Linked DNA regions of Mus musculus: region 1 is linked to region 2. Evidence: chromatin contacts called from ENCODE Hi-C or POLR2A ChIA-PET data. All regions are on one chromosome and are shown on one strand. The core of a region is the stretch at or near the end of the contact, and the rest is flanking DNA. Distances in the headings are between cores, read along the strand shown.

The links. Hi-C counts contacts between places; a loop is a spot of excess contacts on that map. ChIA-PET counts read pairs that join two places held with the same protein, here RNA polymerase II (POLR2A).
Region 1: a map of T-helper 17 cell shows a loop between it and region 2 (2.8-fold over the local background). The contact joins the promoter of Masp2 here to the promoter of Fbxo44 in region 2. A Hi-C loop is called at or near these places in 5 of 37 maps with a recorded cell type or tissue (T-helper 17 cell and heart). POLR2A ChIA-PET finds 5 or more read pairs at or near these places in 3 of 5 experiments (all embryonic stem cell).

Annotation. Positions count from the first base shown.
Region 1 is chr4:148,599,199-148,605,196 of GRCm38, reverse strand. It overlaps Masp2 (mannan-binding lectin serine peptidase 2), which reads right to left and starts at 2,653. Exons shown (of 11, transcript NM_001003893.2): 1 at 2,607-2,653; 2 at 2,301-2,529; 3 at 2,028-2,205; 4 at 1,379-1,510. The coding sequence starts at 2,611.
Region 2 is chr4:148,156,327-148,161,818 of GRCm38, reverse strand. It overlaps Fbxo44 (F-box protein 44), which reads left to right and starts at 1,725. Exons shown (of 6, transcript NM_173401.5): 1 at 1,725-2,076; 2 at 2,996-3,282; 3 at 5,113-5,239; 4 at 5,329-5,424. The coding sequence starts at 3,018. It overlaps Fbxo2 (F-box protein 2), which reads right to left and starts at 1,151. Exons shown (of 6, transcript NM_176848.1): 1 at 1,108-1,151. The coding sequence starts at 1,129.

The sequences.
Region 1 (5,998 bases), core at 1,404-3,903, 440 kb before region 2:
GATTCAGAGTCACAAAGAGGTGGAGAGCAAAGCCAGAGGGAGGGGGGCCCTGGAAATAGGAGGCAGGCCACCTTCCCAAGGTCCCTATGACTCCAGGAAAAGGACAGAGGAGGCCCCTTGAACTAAGGGTTTCTTCTGCTCTCATATCACTCAGTGCCCAGCTCAGCAGTTCCCAAGTGAGGCCACAAGGGGGCTTCCACCCATATCTGGCAGGGACCAGCCCAGAGCCCTTGATCCCAGGTAACAAGCTGAACAGGCCTTTCCCTTAGAAGTGGCCCTGGTCTAGGGAAGTTGGTTACCAGTATGTACACAGTCTGCTTTCCTCTTTTGGGCTGCCAGGTGCCCTGTGGAGATCAGGCTCCAGTTCTGTTCCCTGCCCGCCTGCTCATGATGGGGACAGGCTGGGAAGAAGGCCTGTAGGAAGCTAAGGCTCTCGGTACTGCCCTCCTTTTGGAAGGTGGCTCCATACCAGCAGAGAGGACATCCCTGGATGCAGGGTGGCTAGCCTGATCCCCCAGTAACACCCCCTTTGGTCTCTGTTTTGAATCAAGCTCCCCGGGACAGGGAACAAAGACCTGCATTGACCTATAAATAAGAACTAGCTAAAATGTCCTAAGATCAGCCCCAGGGAACCCAGTAGAGGTGAGAGGATCTCCGTGTGGTGTGTGCGCTCAGGGAGTTCCTGACAAGGAGGAGGGCTAAGATGAAGGGACTGAGGTTACTCTACTGCCCTCCAAACCCGTCACCCCAACCCCGGCAAGAGACACACAGCCACAGTGGAAACGGAGGCAGGTTTATTATTGTCATGGTTAAGGTGAATGGGTGCTGTAGCTGGCAGTCATTCCAGCCTGACAGAGCAGCATCGTGTGGGCATGTACTGACTGGTATCTGACTCACTGGGGTGGGCGGGCTGTTGCTGAGGGAGGTTTAGAGGCTCTGCTCTGGAAGAGAAATGGGGGGTGGGGGAGCATCAGGAAGGCTGAGGAGAGAAGGGCTAGGGCAAAGGATCAAGAGACAGGGTAGAGGAGGCCAAAGGTTCACCCACTGGGGTCGGGAGCCATGGCTCTGAGCCTGCCTACACTCCTCTACTTTGAGGTCCTATGGTAGACACTGGAAGCTTAAGGTGTGCCCGGCTTATCCAGAGATACCAAGCCCACCTAGGAAGCACCCAGAAGGCAGAGACAATTGGCTGATGGAACTAGGGGTTCCAAGAGTAGGGGCGGGATCAAAGTACACCATTGGAGGGAGGGAAAGTGGGAGGAGTTAGACATGCTAATAGTGTTGGAGGAAGCAGAAGAGCCCAGCTCCCTGGGCAGAACAACTCCTGCTTTGGTAGCTGGAATAACCTGGTGTAGATGGGATGCCCCTACCCCCTCACCTGAGCACGTGTGCTTGTTCTGGTGGAGAACGTAGCCCGCTCTGCAGGAGCAATAGTAGCCGCCCAAGTAGTTGTGGCAATAATGGTCACAAGGGACTGAGTCTCCCAGAGACACTCTGCATTCATCCACATCTAAAGGAGAGAGGCCAGGCAGACAGGAGGGAAAGAGATGGAACAGAGAGCTCAGGCTTTGGTGGCCCTGACCCACTTGATAGGAGGCCTGTTGCTTCGCCTGGGCCTGGGCCCAGAGTTGCAAGTAGCACCGTTGCTAAACCAGTGGCAGGTTAAGTCACCCGGGCAGAGGAGGGAAGAGCCATCATCAATCCAGTGGCAACCGGGTAGAAGCTTTCTGAGCAGAGAGGTTGAGCCACTTGCCTGAGGTCACACAGTCTCTCTCCTTCAGGGACCAAAGAATACAGTCAAGTGGAAGGCTTCAGCCTGTGCAAGCCCTTTGTAACCCGATGGCTGCTCTGCGTTCCTGCATTCACGTGGCACGTGACAGCAGAACCCACCCGCCTTTCCTGTTGGTTTGACCTGAATCCAGAGCCCAAAGGAGAGGTGGGAAGCAAGACACCCAAAGATGGGGACGGGGCTAAGACAAGGCAGCCACCCAGCTGCATCTGGGCTGCCTGAGCCCACCACTGCTCACCCTCCGCTGCATAGAAGGCCTCAAACCCTGTGAACGGCTTCTCATTGGAGTAGTCGGAGTGGAAGGTGACCTTTAGGCTGGGACCCAGTGAGTAGAAGGTGTCATTGCCAGGTGCCTGCTCAGTGTCTGTACTCTCCTGCCCACACAGTGTGGCCAGCACCTTGGTCCCTGAGCTCAACTGTGGAGTCAGGGGTCAAGGGAGGGAGGTTAGAACCAGGCCCAGCCTTTGCTGTACCTCATAAGAAGGCCCCAGCCGAGCACCCCGTCAGATACCTTGACAAAGTCATACTCGCAGCGGTAAGAGAGTTCCAGGTCAAAGTGGGTGAAGTAGAGGCGCAGGCGGTAGCCAGGGGGTGCAGTCAGTGTCCAGGATCGATCTTGATGGTCAGCATACTTCTCTGGGAAGCCAGGGGACACCAGGCGCCCGAATACAGGTTCAGGCCACTTTGAACCCAGAAGTGTGGCCACCAAACTCCACAGCAGACCCAGGAAGATGAGTAGCCTGTGGGCAGGGGAGTGACATGAGGGTCCAGGCCTAACTCATTCAGCTTCCCCAGAAGCTATGGGTCGCCCACCCACCTCATGGTGTGCCACCTAGCTCTGCAGGTCCAGCGCCTATCACCTTTGATCTGTTTGTCCAGCACCAGGCCCCACCTCCACAAACCAAGGATTCTGGGAATCTACCCATGGCTCCTGCCTGCCTCCCTTCCAGGCAGGAAGGTTCGGTTCGGTGGCTCTGAGAGCCAGCCTGGTAGTAAAAAAAAATTCTACTCTCACCCACCATCTGCACTTCCTTCCTAGTGGGACCAGGAAGGTCTGGTGGGCGAGAGTCTCAGTGACGACGTGGACAGCCTAAGATCCCACCCCCACCCCCAACTCAGGGAGAGGCGAAAAAAGAATAATTTGAGGAAACTCATGAACAAAAGGATACGGAACAGGCATAAGATAAACTTTGGCTACACTTGGGACCATGAATGGTGGATGCAGGCAGGAGGAATGTCTTGCAGGTGACTTCTAAGCCCAAAGCAGAATTAGAAGCTGGGGTTCCTGGCACCGGTGCTCATTTGGAGATAACATGACTCATTTGAAAACAGGGTCTTTCCATTTAGCCCTGACTGGCTTTGAACGGTGGAGACCAGACTAGCCTCAGACTTGTCTAGTTCTCCTGCCTGTGGCTCTGGAGCCCTGCAGGGAGGGAACCTTTATCCCAGCAATTACATAAGTAAAAATTGAGAAATGGGGAGGCTTGGCTTGAACTTGGACTGGACTGTGGAGGCCCGCAAGGACAGCAGTTGTTTAGGTGTCTGTCTGTCTGTCTGTCTGAGTGCTGAGCCATGTATGTTCAATGCTTTTAGAGCCCAGAAGAGAGCGCTGGCTCTCCTGAAGTTGGAGTTATAGGCAGCTGGGGACCAAGTACTGGGAATTGAACTTGAGAACCCAGGGAGAGCAGCTAGTGCTAACAGCTGAGTCAGCTCGCCAAAGAAATCTCGGGGCAGGGGTGGGGGTGGGCGGTGCACACTTTTGATCCCAGCACTTGTGAGGCAGAGGCAGGCAGATTTCTGAGTTCCAGACCAGCCTGGTCTACAGATGAATTCCAGGGCAGCCAGGGCTACACAAAAACCTGTCTCAAATCAAAAAATAAACATTTTGGGCTGTTTTTTTTGTTTTTTGTTTTTTCATTATACCAAAATTGTTAGGGTCAGAACTCAAAACAGTTAGTCTCGGCTACCAGTCTTCAATAGGCCAATTATACAGACAACTTAATAGTGAAAAGCAGAGAAAAAGGATTTATTCAATGTGGCCACATTGGGAAGAGCAGAGGTCTAGTGAGCTCTTCAGAGTCCTGACCCGGGTTTGGATTTAACTGGAGATCAAGAGGTTTGTGTACATAAGCAATACTGCTCAAAATGTGGTCCCACCACCACTGTCTCAGCTGTCAGGTGAACGGGAACCATCAGAACTGTGTGGAATGGATTCCTGGCAGACAAGTTCCTCCTTGGGCAGGCGCTAGGCTGAGGCCTTCCCCCAGCAGAGGATACCTGGATGGTTCTAATGCCTTGGCATCCATTATTTCAATTGTTGGGTCAAAAGAAGGGCACAATGCCCCTTCAGAATAGCTTCTCCCCTCCCAAGATGGTTATGCTCATGGCTCAGGGAGAGTCTCCCAAGTGAGCTGCAGCCACTTTGTCTTCAGGGACACGCTGGCATTGCCCTGCCCTTGATGGACTTCTCCCTTCTGGTGAGGAGCTGGGGAGACCGGGCCTGTACAATCCGTGCACTGAGGCTTACAGGCATTTCCTGTCAAGAGGGGAAGGAGACTCTCAGGGGGTCAGCAGTTCTGGAGGAATGGGCCATCCTCTTGTTCTCACACCATGGGTATGTGTGGGCAGTTACTCTTGCTAAAGCTCCTTTCCAGTGGGGAGACTGGACCTCTCCTGAGGTCCAAAGGCCAAGGTTCCACTAAAGTTCACTTGGGGAACTAACGACCTATTAGGTTCATAGTTGAAGGTTACTGGCAAGGGTGTGGCTGCTTCACCCCAAGAAGCTGTGTGTGGAAAGCCTTTACCCAGCAGAGATGACAGCTCTCTTCCCTAGTCTTCCGCGGCCTGTATACTCTAGCCCCTCCCCAAGGCCACCTCCACTTAGGGATCAGTTGGATCAGGTGAGGGTCTTGTGACTCTCCCCACCCCTGCATTGGGGGAGGGGGGTAGACAGTCAACAACCCTAGCTGGGATGGCCCTTTCACAGCTAAATGCCACAAAACAGGACAGTCACAATAGTTGTCCTTGCTCAAGTAACTAACTCTTCACACATGCTCGTATAAACAACATTAAGTGCAGTGAGACTGGGACAGACAAAAGGATGGACAGATGGACACACACCCCACCCAAGACTGGAAAGTCTAAGGTGCCTGTTGGAGAGGAAGGACAGACAAGAGGACACCGGGTAGCTGTGGTCAAGCACATTATACATGTGAACGAAGGTGTGAAAGGAAAAAAATTAAAGTGCAGCAGCCAAGAGCACTGGCTGCCCCTGCAAAGGACCCAGGTTCCAGCCCCAGCACCCACACAGCCACTAACAAACTAACTTCAGTTCAGGAGATCTGACACCCTCTTCTGAGCACAAGTATACAGACATGTTTCGGGAAATTAAAAACAACGAATGTAGAACCAGCAGGCTCCAGTGGTTGTGCCTCTGCCCTGGCAGCCTGGTCTGGTCGGCCGTGTACTGGCGGGCAATGGCCGGACTGGTTTTGTTTGTTTGTTTGTTTATTTATTTATTTATTTAATGTGAGTACACTGTCATTTATTTATTTATTTATTTATTTATTTATTTATTTATTTATTTATTTAATGTGAGTACACTGTCACTGTCTTCAGACACATCAGATCGGATTCCATTACATACATTCCATTACATACATCTCGTGGAGATGGCAGTTGCTACCACGCCAACCCCGTGTTTCAAATCCACCCCCCTACCCCCGGCCTTTGTGGTGCACATCTGGTAAACGCATGCTTTGCCGCTATACCTTTGTTTCTTGAACCCAGTGGAGCTGCACGAAGGAAAACACAACACAAACTCAGTTCAGAAACAATGGTAACTCAATCCCTGGGTGCAACAACTAAAACCTAATCTTGTAAGCCTTATTAAAATCTGACTCCTCTGGTGGCAAATCCTTGCGGATCCGCCATGATACCAGAAAACTCTATCAGCTACTGAAAGAAAATTAAAATTCAAGGTCCATGACTCATGCGGCTTGCTAGTTAAGAGGGTTTTTTGGGCCTAGAGCAAAGAACAAAAGCTGTAAAGTCATCCCAGGAACCAACTAGCCATAAAGATAGGGAAGACATACAAGAATGTCCAGACTGGCCCGGCGCCTCCCTATTTCCCGCCCTTCTGACATGGGTTAAATGTTAATCAGATGCTCTGCTGTTACCTTGATCTGCACGTGCAGTCTGCTGATGTTT
Region 2 (5,492 bases), core at 476-2,975:
CTTCCAGGTTCCACCACAGGACATCATCAAGCAGAAGGAAAAACAATTGTCTGTCCTGCTTCCAACAGCTCTGGAGAGCTGGGCCCAACGTCCTCACCTCTCTACCATCACCCAGCCCTGCCCTGGCCCCAGCAGATACCTGATGCTCCCCGGAAAGGTGCACCTCACCCAGTCCTCTCTCCTGGCCCCTAGGCCTGGCATTGAGGCCCCAGATCGGATTACAGCCCCCCCCACCTGCTCCCTTGCACACAACTTGCCACATTGTTGCTGTAGGAAAGTTATCTAGCCATGGATGCTGACCCCAAGCTGACTCACTCACCTGGATTGGGCCCCTGAGCCCAGGGACTTCCTGGGAGCAGGAAGAAAACGGTAGCCTATTCTGGGGCCCTGTGGATGATGTTGAAGCCAGGCACCGACTGAGAGTGAGGACTTGGGAGTAGGAGGGAAGACTGGCCACCTCTGTTCCCTCACCTCCTCCCCTAAAGAGTGAACACTCCGAGCTGAGCATAGTTAGTGAGGAAGGGATAAGAGTCAAGGCAGGCAGGTCTGACTCAGCAAGCAGCCCCCTACAGGCCCAGCAGGGAGCCGGAGGGCAGAAGGGGTGGGGTCTTTGGTGCCAGAAAAGATGACTGGGCAATCCTTGAGGACCCAGAGCTTCTGCCAAAAGCAGCCTTCCTCACCCCTAGCCTGGTTCCCACGGAACAGCCCCGCTACTCCAATACAAGACGGCCCCTCCAGAGAAGGGAGTCCCTCAGGAAGCTAGGATGGAGGCAGGATAAAGTTTGTAAACCCTAGGACCCCGCGGGGACTCCGGAGGCTCAAGAGGCAGGGAGGGCAGCGCTAGCAAATGGAAGAAGTTCATGGAAGCAAAAGCTTGCAAGAACCCGGCTCTCAAACCCCAGGAAGTCTGGAGCCTGAGATGCCAGAGTCCTCCGATGCCATTTTGGAGACCCAGGCGTCCTCCTCCCTCCACACCACGACACCAGGCAGAAACCTGCTCCCTAGACTATCTCTAGGGTTTTCCTGGCGCGAAAGTTTGAGCGCCTTCTGCGGCGCTGGTCCGCCCTGTCTCCCGAGTCTGTATCTAGCGGGGCCAGCAGCGGATACCTGGATCACCATCTCCATCCATCGCTGCGGTGCTGTCAAGAGAGAAGAGCCTGAGCGCTGCGGGTGGCGAGTCCTGGAGCTGCCCGCGTCAGCCGGGCCCGCGCCGCCGCGCCTCTTAAAGGCCCCGTGCGCCCCGCCTCTGGCCCCCGGCTAAGGGCTGGGAGTCCTGTACCCCCCCACCCCCACCCCCCGCCCCGTAACCCAAGGTGCGGCTTCCGGGAGGAGCCTGGGACTGGAGAGGGGCAGGGACAGCTACAGAATGGGTGGGCTTCTAGTGTGCCTGGAGGATGACTGCAGGAGGACATATGGAGTCGGACTACTGGGGAGTAGAGGGTGCTGGCGCCGAGCCCAGTGGAGTTGGGGGTATCGGAGCTTTCCTCCTCCCCAACCCCCCAGGTAATTTTCCTACGCTGTGATGGGGGCGAATCCGGGGAGTGCGCGGGTGAGGCGGGGCCTGAAGGAATGGTGGGCGGGGCCTTGAGGGCAGTGGGCGGGGCCGCATCGTGAACCAACTCTGGCAGAAAGGCGCAGTTCCAGTACCCAGCGTTGTGGGGCAGCCGGACTAAAAGCTGGTGACGGAGAAAATGGGGTGGGGCGTGGGGCGTGGTCTGACAAACAGTGGGCGGGTCGCACCCCGGGCCTCCATTGGTCCGTAAGGCTCATCCCCAGGATCCAAGGGTATGGCGCAGCGCGACCAAAAGTAGTTGACAAGGAGAATGGGGAGGGAGAGGGGCCAGTGTTGTGGGATGGGGATGGGGCGGGGTCTGATGAGTAGTAGGCGGGGCTGTGTCTTGGGTGCTGTTCTCCAACGTAACCCGGCTAAGAGCAGGTGACAGAAGGAGGGGAGCAGTGAGCGCCCCAGCAAGGAGACGTTTGGCGGGCAGTAGGCAGGTCTGCCTTCCGGGCCACGCAGGCTCGGGCTGTACAGCCCCACGGCCTGGCAGGATCGCTCAGCGCGACGGATCGCAGGTGACTGCGGGAGGGGGAGCGCCCAGTTCGGGGACTGAGGCACAGTGGGCAGAGACCTAGAGGGGAGGGGGGGGGCGCGCGCGCTCTGCGATCATGAGGGCCTAGCGCCTTTAAGGCCCAGGCCTCAGGCTTTCTCCCCTCCCCTCCCCCCACTGTACTGTGAGGCTTCGAAGAACTGGGCTATGGACGCCATCGGTGCTCAGAGATCTGAATCTGGTCTTGAGCAAGGTAGCCCGTTTTAGAGCCAAGCATAAATGGGAGACTGCAGGGGGCCGGGGCGGGTGGGGGGGGTGCGGGAGGGAGATAGGAAGGCTCTTTTCCACTCGTACATCTTTCCTCAGGCTCAGGTAAACGGGTCATATTCTCTGAGATCTTAAGAACGTCACTGAGCCCTTTGTACTCCGTGACCGGTCCTGAGGGCCAGTGATAACCCCCGATCATCATCTCTGTCCCTTTCCCCGTGTGGGGGATGGGGAGGAAATGAAGAGTGGCAAGCTGGAGGGCTCACAAGGCCTCCCATTGTTACCCTCCTCTTAAAAGACTGCTGGCCTATTGAAAATGGCTGGCTCTACCTTCAGTGAGAGCCGGAGCTGCCTCCCCTCCTCTCCTGTTTGTGTGACCTTGGGAAGGTCCCTGGGCGTCCTTAGAGGCTGTTCTTAGGTGCCCGGGTTGGGGGAAATCAGATCTCATGGTTTATTAAGCAACTCCCCGGCCCATGCACCTTGAGCTTCTAGTGACCCAGGAGGGAACTACCATGCCCCAGCCCCTCGTCCCGTTTACTGTGGAAACAGAAGGTCAGAACAGCACAGCAACTCTGTGGCCCCCCGCAGAGTTGGGAATCTCTCTATCCCTGGGTGCTGGGATTGCCACTCGCCAGGGAGAAGGCTCGGTGTATAGCACGGCTCTCCAATACCCACAGGAGCTGGCTAGGAGACGCCACCATGGCAGTAGGCAACATCAACGAGCTGCCAGAGAACATCCTGCTGGAACTGTTCATCCACATCCCAGCTCGCCAACTGCTGCTGCGCTGCCGACCGGTCTGCAGCCTCTGGCGAGACCTCATTGACCTGGTTACACTCTGGAAGCGCAAGTGCCTTCAAGAGGGCTTCATCACCGAGGACTGGGACCAGCCTGTGGCTGACTGGAAGATCTTCTACTTCCTGCGCAGCCTCCAGAGGAACCTCCTTCACAACCCTTGTGCTGAAGGTGGGTGCGGAGAGTATGCCTCAACAGGACCCATGCTCTATTAGATGACCACAGTATGCGTCCTAAACACTGGCTGTGAGCCCTTTAGCTATATTACGGCCTTTATTCCTCTCAAAATAATTCTTAGATGCAGGGACTAGTGACGCACCCACTTTTCAAATAGGTACACTGAGGTCAAGGTACACACACACTACACAAGAAGATAGGGAGTTGAAGGCCATCTGTTACAGGCTAGTCTGGGCTACATGAGGTTCTGACTCAAAGCAAACCAGTTACCCTTAGTTGGTAATGGTGCTGATACCTGTAATCCTACCACTCAGGAGACTGGTGCATGAGGATCATGAATCTGAGGCTAGCTTCTCCTAAAATCTTTCCTAGGAAAAGAAATGAGGCCTCACAGACCCCAGGTTAAACCTACAGACTGTTCCAGAAGGGGCCTTGCCAATGGATGAAGGAGCAATGAAGTCTCCCTCGCATTCTGGTTCAAGAACAGATTATCTTCTGGTCATCTGGATGCCCTAAAGCCCAGGCTGTGCTGTAGCCTGAGAATAAGCTACAATATAGGAAGGACCATGTCTCCTGTCACATGGTCAAACATCAAGAAAAGTGGTGAGGGTGTTAGTCTAGGCAGCCCAGACCCACCCCTCACTGCCTGCCCGCCCCACCCTACCCCCACCCCCGCCCCACCCCCGCCCCACCCCTACCCCACCCCCACCCCCAGCCATGCTGTTATACAATGCTAGGCAGACTACATCCCAAACCAACCCAACAGATTAAGAAGAGTTTTATGGTTTGATTTGCTTTGTTTGGTAAGCACCACAACGCAGGCTCTCTCTATTATTACACTAAAGGTAGCCATGGCTGTCCTGGAACTCACCATGTAGACCAAGCTGACCTTGTTGAACTGGTAGAGACCCTCCTGTCTCTGCCCATCTGAGTTAACATTTTAGTTCCTTTTGTTTGTTTTTTTTGTTTTTGTTTTTTCGAGACAGGGTTTCTCTATGTAGCCCTGGCTGTCCTCGAACTCTCTCTGTAGACCAGGCTGGCCTCGAACTCAGAAATCCACCTGCCTCTGCCTCCCAAGTGCTGGGATTAAAGGCGTGCGCCACCAATGCCCAGCTGAGTTAACTTTTTAAAGGATTATAAAAATAGAAAAATGTATAGCCTCCAACCCTAAGATATTATGGCACTCTGCAGAAAGCCCCCCCTCCAGCCTTTCCTCTCAACATTTATTTATGTGTTAGGTCATGGGGGGCGGGGGCTGTACATGCTGCTGCACAGGTATGGGATCCTCAGTTACTCGCCTCAGGCCATCAGGCATGGGGGCAAGGGCCTTTACCTGTGAGGCATTTGCTGGCCTTGTTGTTTTTGAGACAGAGTCTTGCTATATTGCCCTGTGTGACCTGGTACTCACGCTGTAGCCTAGACTGACCTTGAACTCACTGCAATTCTCCTGCCTCGGCCTGCTGGGATGGCAGGTGTACGCAACCAGAATTTAACCTCTATGCTTGATGGTAGCTGGCAAAGGGACCAAGGCTAGAGAAGGAGAGTAACACATCTATAGCCACACAGCCCATTGCTACTGGAGTTGAACGAGATTCAAGTCTGTCTGCCAGAACACTCTCCATTAGAGAGGGAGTCCGGTCATCCAGGATGCTCAACGGGGAGTCTCTTACCTATGCTCATGGCACACAGAAGCATCCAGTGCACTACCTACAACACACGGGCTGTAGGGCAGCTTAGAGGTCCCAGCTCTGAGTAGGAGGCAGGGATGCTCCGAGACGCTGTCCTGAGGGGCCTCCTGCATGGTAGACTCTGCTCTCTCCACAGAGGGATTTGAGTTCTGGAGCCTGGACGTGAACGGAGGCGATGAATGGAAGGTAGAGGATCTCTCTAAAGACCAGCGAAAGGAATTCCCCAATGACCAGGTCAAGAAATACTTCGTGACTTCCTATTAGTAAGATCTAGGGCCTTGGGGTGGGGGGAGCGCGTGTTTTAACATCCGGGTCCAGTGCTGAACTTCAGCCCCTCCTCCCCCTCCCCCAGCACCTGCCTCAAGTCCCAGGTGGTGGACCTCAAGGCTGAAGGGTATTGGGAGGAGCTGATGGACACCACCCGGCCGGACATCGAGGTCAAGGACTGGTGAGTGCTGGGGCGAGGGTCTGGGGGGGGGGCCTGCCACCCAGGCGCCCCACCCCTGCCCTGCCCCC